2 separate regions of the Homo sapiens genome follow, and region 2 is linked to region 1. A link is a loop called in an ENCODE intact Hi-C map of the cell type or tissue named here. Cell type or tissue: GM12878. All regions are shown on one strand.

Region 1 (5,000 bases):
TCTGATCTTACTTTTCACTTCCTCTTACAGTGCATTTCTTTTCTTTTTTCTTTTTTTTTAATTAGAGAAAGGGTCTCACTATGTGGCTCAGGCTGGTTTCTAACTCCTGGGCTCGAGTGATCTGCCCACCTTGGCCTCCCAAAGTGCTGGGATACAGGCATGAGCCACCATTCCTGGCCCTTACAATGCATTTCATATTACAATGATATTGAATTATTTGCGGAGTTTGAGATGAGATTTTACCCTAAATATAAGCTAAGAAGTTAGTCTGTTACTGTTTCATGGATGCTAACAATAGATACGAGACTCCGCAGTCAGAGACAAAGTAGTTTACTACTCACAACACAGCAAAAAGAATGAGCACCACGTCTATGCTTCCCTTGCCCCCAGAGAACATGTGGAAGTTGCAGAGGCTGCACACAGTGGGTTTTCATCACAACTGAGGAACACCGAACTTCAGGAATCTACCACTTTTATAGTAAGCACTTAGTAAGCCCAGAGGAAGACATTACCTCATCTCTCCAGTTGCTTGTTGCAAACACAACCCTGAAAAATTACCTAAGTAAAGAGTGGCCAAGACTTTGCATTCTTGGCATACCCAGTAAGAACGTTTAGGAATGCTTCAGGCCCATGGTAGATTGACTCTTCCAACAACCCATCCCTCAGCCCAGCATTGTCTTGACATGAGTATGCCACTACATCAGCTACTTTTATTTATCTTACCAAGAGAGACTAGGACCATCGCTTTAATTTGTCTCATACAGCACTTACTTAACAAGACTCCAAGTAGCAGGATAAAAACATCCTGTAATATTGGTATCAACTATGTCCCTCAGTATCTTGGACTAAATCAACTGTGAATAAGCCCCAGAGGAGAAAGTAGATCTTACTTTATACAGCTAGGATGTAATCTAAGTCTGGTCTGTTATCTATTTTGACCCATGCAAGGGAGTTTAGACTGACATGCTAATCTTTGGCCTCGTTGCAGATAGTTACAGGAGGCGCTAGATTACAGGGGCCAAAAAGCAACCCCCAAGCTCAAAGGTGGAATACACCATGGCCTACTCTTTCCTACATACAAACATGTAGCCTAAAGAGGCTGAAATAAAGAGTCACTTTATTTCAGGATTTGTCATTAAACTTGGATCAACCATTACATTGATTTGTCTAAGCCACATGGGCAGTATCACTAAGTAGTTGTTACTTCAGTTGCCATGCATGGCATAATCCAAAGCTGCTCACATGTCAGAAGAAGCATATGGATTTGTGTACATCAGATTAAAATAAGGTTGTGCCAGTCCCTTTGCTTCCATGTATACAACGGGGTCCACATTCAGGAGCTGTCATTGATGGTATCAAGCACAGCAAAAGAATTAAGAACCACCAATGCCCATGTGAATTTTTCTGTTTCATAGCAAGCACATGGTCAGAGATAAAACAGACGCAGGTCAGATGGCTGGCCTCAGCTGCTGTTTGATTCAGGTAGCTCACTATATATTTGTTTTGCCAGGATGCACTTGCGGATCCAGAGGACAAAGAAAGTATTAATTGTCCTCCCCATCCCTGTACTTCCTGAGGTCTCATGTGTTTCCTTCCTAGGGGCTGAAGTTGTTGCTTTCCTTCTTTGGCCACATAGTTAATGTGTCCCATTCCAGTAGATATAACTTCGCCTTTTCTCCAATCATCCCCTACTTGTGCCTGTAGCTTATAGAAGGGTAAGTACATATGGGACAAATTTAGAAACCTATTATGTCTTCCATTTTGGCCTATATGGACCACTATAGAATGACTCAGTGAGCAGGGCACTCAATCAGATGGTCATTATGGATATTTATGATCTGGGACCTTATCAGTTGAACAAAATGAATCCAGGTGGGTAAACCCAAATTAAGCTTGAATCTCTAAGCCCCCTTTTGGCTGGCTGCCACCCAAGGGATATATGAAACAAACCATCCTGAGATTGCTTTTGGGAAAAAGAAAGAAGCAAGATAACCAGGGTTGGGCCAGGCAGAATCCCAAATTTTCAAAACAGATGTATATAATCCCCCACTCCTTTTGTCCTGATTATTTCCCAGGAGGCTACAAGGATGAAATGAACCCTTTCTGAAGGTGGCCACAGTTAGTAAGCAAACTGCTTCATACAGGAGTGTGGACCAGGAGGAGGTAAGAGAGGTGGAGCCAGAAACATTTTTGAGTTGATTTTCAAGAAGGCCTTTCCAAGCTCTCAACAATTCCAGATACCTGAGGATGGTAGGAAGCATGGAATGTCCATTAAGTACCTAACTATTGGCTCATTGTTAGGCATATCATGGTCAGACTATAGAAGGTCTAGGAACCCCAAAACATGGTCCTCAGTGCTATAGCTTGAATAGGCTAATCAGATTGGAGCAGCAACTCCATATGGTGGAGCAGCAACACCATAACCTGAAAAATGTCTATGGTGGAAAGGCACGAGGTGAGCCCAAGAGGAGGTGACAGAGGTCCCTGCTGGGAAGGGGCAAGGGCAATCCTCCATGTAATGTGGACTCCTTCACCACAAGAAAAGGAGGCCAACTGGGCAAGATACATAAGTCTGGTATGCAGTGGTATCTTCTGCATGAAAAACATACCTTTTACTTTGTATCCATTCTATTGTGGTGGGTTCATTGCCTTATCTAGTGCAGTGATGGATCCTAGTGGCAAATCCCAGTGACCAGGCAATACAGACTTGTTCAGCGACTTGATTTCAGTCGGTCTTATCAGAGAGCAGGCCCTTACTGTTACTGTGGGTATCTATGTGAGTGACCCAAAGTGTCTGATTGGCAGCCACAATTTGTTTGTAGTTTGTGGCCCCAAACAGGAATATCTTTAATTTACCAACTGTAGTCTTCCAAGTGGCAGACCAGGTGACTACAGTACTGTTAGCAGACCAAGAATCAGTAAAAATACGGCTAGTCTTTGGGAGTATTGCCTAAGGTAAGGGTGATGGCTTTTCATTTCAGCCCATTGGGCTAACTGGTCATTACCACTCAGTCTCCTGGAGCTGTCATTGAGGTTGGACAGCTACTGCCCCCTACTGGACACCATCGGGTTTTAACTTAGCCAAAGCATCAGCAAACCAGGCCAAGGCATTTAAGGGACCATTAAGCCAGCAGCTTTGCTTCAGACAGTGGCCACCTGTATACCCAGTGCTTTGTCCTCAATGTCAAATAAGTCAGGCTAAAGCAGGAATCAGATACATAGAACAGTTGACTCTGTCCTATTAGGCAAGGTTTTGCATTCACATTCACTTTTGAGCACCTGCTCACTCATGTCTCAACCAAATGAACTTCTAATGTTTTCAATCCACCTAAAGATCCATGTCAAATAGCAAAATCTTCATTGTTCTCTCCATTTATTTCTGTTTTGGAGATTTCTTGGCCCTGCAGCCGCAACCACATGGTCTTTCAGCTTGCTGCCCCCGTGGTCATGTACCATTCCTTCTTTTGCCTGCCCAGAGGAAGGTGAGCAAAAACAAAGGCACTATTTGGGTGGCTTGCTTTAATCCCACCTCTCACCATTCAGACTCATTAACAGAGAGAATACTGGGGTCACTCGCCCCTTAACCTTGCCCACCACCTGGGCATGATCTCAGGGGGTCTTCTCACCCTTGAACCTAAGGATACCTGAGAATGGGCCTCTAGGGTTCTTGTCCTTACTCTTCAAGAAAACTATGTCTCTCCAGCTGGGTGCAGTGGCTCATGCCTGTAATCCCAGAACGTTGAGAGGCCGAGGTGAGTAGATCACTTGAGGTCAGGAGTTTGTGACCAGCCTGGCCAACATGGTGAAACCCCGTCTCTACCAAAAATATAAAAATTAGCCAGGCATGGGGGCACACACCTATAATCCCAGCTACTTGGGAGGCTGAGGCACAAGAATTGCTTGAACCCGGGAGGCAGAGGTTGCAGTGAGCCAAGATCGCGCCACTGCACTCCAGCCTGGGCGACAGAGTGAGACTCTGTCTCAAAAAAATAAAAGGAAGAAAGAAAGGAAAACTATGTCTCTGTCAGTATCCTATCATCTTTTACTGTCTTGTCAGTTCTGGCATTTAATTAACCCTATTTACAAGGTAATAAGTTAGCTGCAGATGCTGGCAGAAGACACAAGACTCCCATCAGAGACGAAAAGCGTCATTACTAATGGCATAGCTAGGAGCTAGGAGTACTTATCTGTTTGCATGAGTTTCCCTCCCCTCCAAGGATTATGGGGGCAATATGGAGGACTCAGATGGGCCCAGCACACAGTGGGTTTGCATGACATCTGAAGAGTGCTAGATTTTGGGAATCTCCAGCTTTTAGTAAATAGAGTAGTAAGCAAGCCTGCTTGTTCTTTGCCCTGGTGGGTGACATTACCTCGTCACTCAAGATTGCTCACTGCAAACCCCACTCTGGAAAATGGTCCCAGTAAAGTGGAGTCAAGCTTTTGCATTCTTGGCATACCCAGTAAGTACATTCAGGGACATTCAAGGCCCAGGGCAGATTGCCTCTCCCAACACTATTGTGGTATTTCCAAAACTCATTTGTGTCTGCAACCACTACAGAAAAGTTTGATATAATGAAATTACTGATATTTGCGACCTATATACTTCCTAGGGATAGTAATTCTTTTTACAAATTAATACAGTAAATGCCTTGAGAGTTTATAAATACATAATTATATAGCTATAATTATAATTAATAAATCATGTTTCTATTTTTCCATTTCAATTTTAAGTAATGTATTTTGGGTATATAATATATTTAGGATTTAAAATGAACTATGACAGAGTACCTACTTTACATTTGTGTGTGCTATTATAAATATAGTTATCTTTCTAGGCCAAAATTTTATACCAATTTGTAAATGAACAAAAAAATATAGTGAACATTTATATATATATAGTGAGCAATTGTTTTTCTCTCCAAGTACAGTGACAGAAAATATAAGCACTGGGGACACAGAACAAGAATGCAAAGAAATTAATTGGAAAACATGTAGGTCCC
Region 2 (5,000 bases), 960 kb before region 1:
CAGGGCTGCATTATCTTGTGGCTAGCCTGCCCACCTAGGACATGAGTGATTTTGCTTTCATGGTGGTGAAACTACAACATCAAGTTAAAAACATTCTCAGTGATGCAGTGAATCGTTTGGCAAATTGACATTTCTGGCAAATTGACTTTTGACAATCTAATTTTCAACAAATTCTTCTTTGAGGATACATATTTTTGTACTTGGCTCGCTTCCTTTGGAAAAACCAAGTGATGCTTTGAGTAGAATAGCACACCAGTTTTAGCTAAAAGGCAGCTAATTTTACTCAAAGATGTGTGTTTTTTTGGTAGATTTTTTTTTTTTTTTACCCTGAGGTTAGGTGGGGAAGGATTTGTCTTCATTTTCCTCCTTCCATCCACAGTTTGCAAAGCCCCTTGGAGTGCTCCCTCTACTCCTAAGAGGAAGAAAATATGGACCCCGGAAAGCAGGCAGAAGGGTTAATAACCAAGGGAGCTGGAAAGAGGGAGAGAGAGAAGGGAGCCCACAGAGGAGATACTCACTTAAGGTTGCCAAAGTGAGATGAAATAGACCACTATTAAGAGTCAAGGCGACGGAGAGTGGAGGGTGGGAGGAGGATGAGGATCAGAAAACTATGCTTATTACCTGGGTGATGAAATAATTTGTGCACAAAACCCCGTGGCACGCAATTTACCTATATACCAAACTTGCACATATACCCCGAACCTAAAATAACAATTTTAAAAAAGAGAATGCTTTGCCTGTTGTATTAGTCTGTTCTTGTACTGCTATAAAGAAATACCTGCCTGGCGTGGTGGCTCATGCCTGTAATCACAGCACTTTGGGAGGCCAAGGCAGGCAGATCACGAGGTCAGGAGATCAAGACCATCCTGGCTGATACGGTGAAACCCCATCTCTACTAAAAATACAAAAAATTAGCCGGGCGTAGTGATGGGCGCCTGTAGTCCCAGCTACTCAGGAGGCTGAGGCAGGAGAATGGTGTGAACCCAGGAGGCGGAGCTTGCAGTGAGCCAAGATTGCACCACTGCACTCCAGCTTGGGAGACAGAGCGAGACTCTGTCTCAAAAAACAAACAAACAAAACAAAACAAACAAACAAAAAAAGAAATACCTGAGACTGGGTAATTTATAAGAAAAAAGGTTTAATGGGCTAATGGTTCTGTAGGCTGTACAGGAAGCATGGCAGCATCTGCTTCTGGGGGGCCTCAGGGAGCTTTTACTCATGGAGGAAGGCAAAGTGGGAGTAAGCATCTTACATGGCAGGAGCAGGACTGAGAGAGAGAGGAGGGAGGTGCTGCACGCTTTCAAACAACCAAATCTTGTGAGAACTCTATCACGAGAACAGCACCATGAGCATGGTGCTAATTAACCATTCATGTAGCATCCACCTCCATGACCCAATCACCTCCCACCAGGCCCCACCTCCAACACTGGGGATTATCATTTGACATGAGATTTGGGTGGTGACACAGATCCAAACCATATCACCTGTCCTCTGGACTCTCTGTGGTCTCTGTGTGTGTGCTTGTGTGTCTGTTTGTGTCTCTGTATGTGTCTGTGTGTATATGCTTGCTTGTCTAATTACTTAAATGAGTGTAGTAATTAATGTCTATAACCTCTTGCCTTTCTTAATGTCAGGGGCATACTAACAGAGTTACAGGTCTAACTCCTCCATTTCACAGAGGAGGGGCGTACCAACAGAGTTGTAGGTCTAACTCCTTTTACAGGAGGGGCAAAGCAACAGGAGAATAGGTCTAACTTCTTGTTAGGAGTTAAGCCTATAACTCTATTCGTACGCTCCTCACATTAAGAAAGGCAAACTGAGGCCCACATAGGGACCTGGGAGTGCCCAAGGTCACCTGTTTCTAAGTCACAGAGCTGGGATTTCCCACATTTACTTGATTCAGAGACTTTCCAGAGGCCCTCACCCCCTCCTCCTGCCTGGATGCACATTCGAGCAGCCACCTTGCCTCCCTGCAGTTGGTGAAAACCACAGGGTGGGCCTGCAGGGGAGACAAGGCCCCATCGGCTTTGGGGCTCACCCAAACAGATGGCCCCGTGTGGGGAGAATGACACGGCAGAAAGGCACTTCACGCCCAAGGCCCCACCAACGCACCTGCTTTTGGTTTCAGTCTTTCTCTCTCAGCAGAATCAAAGTTTCCAGGGGAATCCCTCTTGCCTTCAGTGGATCGCCCCTCGAGGCAAGTAGCTTGAGTCACTCACCGCAGCACTGGGATGGTGGCCACAGGGCTGGTTGGCTGGGCCGTCTGGAAGGCGGTTTCCCTCTTCACGTCTGTCTAGAGGTGGTATCGTGCTCTGTGTGTCTCCTCGTGCCACCCACCCTCCCCATTCTCCTCCTAGTTGGATTGTTCTAAGCCACAGCTGTGACCATGCCATTCCCCTAGAGCCCACAGAGTGGCATCCAAACTTCCTAGCAGGGTATTCAGGGAACTTTTCCAGCCCACTGTGGCCACGCTGTGTGTCTTACACAATGGGGATGCCTTTGTTGTTTCCAGAGAACACTAGTCACTTTTGTATCTCTGTGCTTTTGCATAAGCTGTTTCTCTTGTCTAGATTTTTCTTCCCAATCTGGACTGCTTGGAACACTCTCTCCTCATTCTTTTCTTTAAAAAAGTATTTATTTAAAAAAATTGTGGTAAAATTAACGTAACATCAAATTTAACATTTGAATCATTTTTGAGTGTTCAGTCCAGTGGCGTTAAGTACATTCAGATCGCTGTGCAACCTTCACCACTATCCATCCACAGAACTTATCTTTCAAAACTACAGCTCCGTACCCCCTAAGCAATAACCCCCTAGTCCTCCATCCCTCCCCACCCCATGGCAACTACCATTCTACTTTCTGTCTCTATGAATTTGACTACCTTAAGTTACTTGTATGAGTGGAATCTTACAGTATTTATCTTTTTGTAACTTTTTCACTTAGCAAGTCTTAGAAGTTCATCCATGCTGTTGCATGTCAGAACTTCCTTCCTTTTTTAAAGCTTAATAACATTCCATTGAATGTAAATACCACATTTTGTTTATGTATCCATCCATTGATGGACACTCTGGTTGATTCCATCTCTGTTGGCTATTGTGACTTAATTTGTGGCCTAACATATGGTCTATCCTGGAGAATGTCCCATGTGTGCATAAGAAGAATGTGTATTCTGTTGTTGAGTGGAGTGGTCTGCGTATGTCTGTTAGATCTAGTTGTTTTCTTGGGTTGTTCAAGCCCTTTAGTTCCTCACCTGTTTTCTGTCTGGTTGTTCTATCCATTACTGAGAGTGGGATATTGAAGTTTCTGACTGTTATTGTATTATTTCTCCCTTCCATTGTGTCCATTTTGGCTCATGCATTTCAACAGTCTATTATTAGGTTTGTAAATGTTCCTCTTCATTCTTATAGACTCTCTTTGAATGCTGCCTCCTTTGATGCCCCCATCCTTGCCTCCTCCAGCCCTAGTCACTCTCCTCTGTGCTTTCACTGTAACTTGTACACACCTCTGTGTACCACATTCTGCTTTACTGAATAATTTACTGGTTGTCTTTCCAGTGAGTCTCAGAGGACACAGAATTTTGTCTTATATATGCTTGCACCTCTAGAATCTGGCACAGTTTTTGGCTCACAGTAAGTGTCCAGTGAACATTTGTTGAATAGACCTTTGTTATGGAATGCAATTGTGTTACTCATGTTCTTCCTGGGGTAAAAATAATTACAGTTGGAAATCCTCAGCATATCCTTGCCATAAGGATAAGGTAAAAGTGCTTATGGCCTCCAAGGTGCTTGTTCTTCTCCCTCATTTGATCCTTGTCACAACCCTATGAGGAGGTTGGGCAGGGGCTTGCAGATTCATTTTACAGACAAGAAAACTGAGGCTCAGAGAGGCAAGGTATCTTGATAAAGATGAAGATGGTAAGAGGCAGAGCTGGGACTTGAGCCAAGGCTAGTCTGGCTCCTGACCAGAACTCTTTTCTCTGTACCCGCTGCCCTTGTAAGCTCTGTTTGTGACTACCATGGCTGAGATCATGATCTCTGTACATGGGTAAGGTTGAAACTGGGACAAGTGGGAGCTGAGGTCTTTGCACTCTTTTCTTTTGCAGAATTTCAGGTTTGCCTTTGGAGGTGCTATAAGGAGTTCCAAGTGAATATGTGAGAAACACATCACTCTATCCATTGTAGGATGACGAACACTGAGTAACTTGCTCAATATGGCACAGGTAGGAGTTGGGGCTCCAGTCTGAGCTTCCTGGCCCTGAGCATAATGTACTCATCATTTGTTCTGACGTATCCTGGGCTGTCTTGGGATACTTCTGCCCAAGAAGGAGCTTTCCTTATTTTGAATTAAAATCTGCCCGTCGTGTCCACCCTGCCCCCTCCTACCTCTGTCCTCTGGAGCCCCACAGGGTGAATCTGCCCTCTCCACTCCTAACAACCCTCCAGGGATGTGGTGATATTGACAGCATTCCCCTGAGTTTCTTCTCAGGCTGAATGACCCCAGTGCCTTCAAGCTTCTCAGCTGCTTTTCCAGGGACTTGAAGTCCAGGACCCTCCCTATTGGGCCACCTCTTCCAGATGTACTCCCATTTGTCCATCAGCTGAGGCTGAGTGACAGGGAGGCACACACCTCACAGGGTGTTGCTGGGTTGGCAGGCAGAAAGACTGGAGGGGCTCTGATTGTGGCTTCTTTGAATAGATGCGCAACTGGCTGTCAGGAGGAGAGTGGAGGGGCAGGAGGAGGAGGAGAAGGAGGAGGAGTCAGCAGTGAGATGGAACAGAAATTGAGGGGCAGGGTTACCGTGGGCCTGCTTCTCTGGGAGGCTCCTGTTCAGATCAATCCACCTGGCCCTGTGCTGGTCACGGAGTGAGCCACTTGTAGGGAGAGTGTTGGACATTTACAGACCGTTCCCCTTATGTGTTTGGACATGGTGTTTTGCAGAGTCCATATTCTGGCCCTCTAGACTTTGGTTACCTGGAATTCTGTTTATAGCCCTTTTACCT

The links. Peaks named below come from ENCODE experiments on the same cell type or tissue, not always from the same donor. Only the 100,000 strongest peaks of a DNase experiment are listed, where the experiment ranks them.
Region 2: a loop joins it to region 1, with 3 times the contacts of the local background. A loop is called at or near these places in 14 of 110 quality-filtered maps.

What each region holds. Positions count from the first base shown.
Region 1 is chr9:100,213,326-100,218,325 of GRCh38, forward strand. All of the region lies in intron 3 of INVS (inversin), which reads left to right. Among named protein-coding and RNA genes, the nearest start is that of INVS, 120 kb to the left of the region's middle. In GM12878, a CTCF peak has its summit at 3,043 (motif pointing left); a DNase peak (open chromatin) is centred at 3,056.
Region 2 is chr9:99,251,901-99,256,900 of GRCh38, forward strand. No RefSeq gene overlaps it. Among named protein-coding and RNA genes, the nearest start is that of SEC61B, 32 kb to the left of the region's middle. RefSeq lists enhancers at 1,729-2,288, 2,419-2,478. In GM12878, a CTCF peak has its summit at 2,379; DNase peaks (open chromatin) are centred at 1,541 and 2,141; H3K4me3 peaks cover 730 bases; H3K27ac peaks cover 2,252 bases.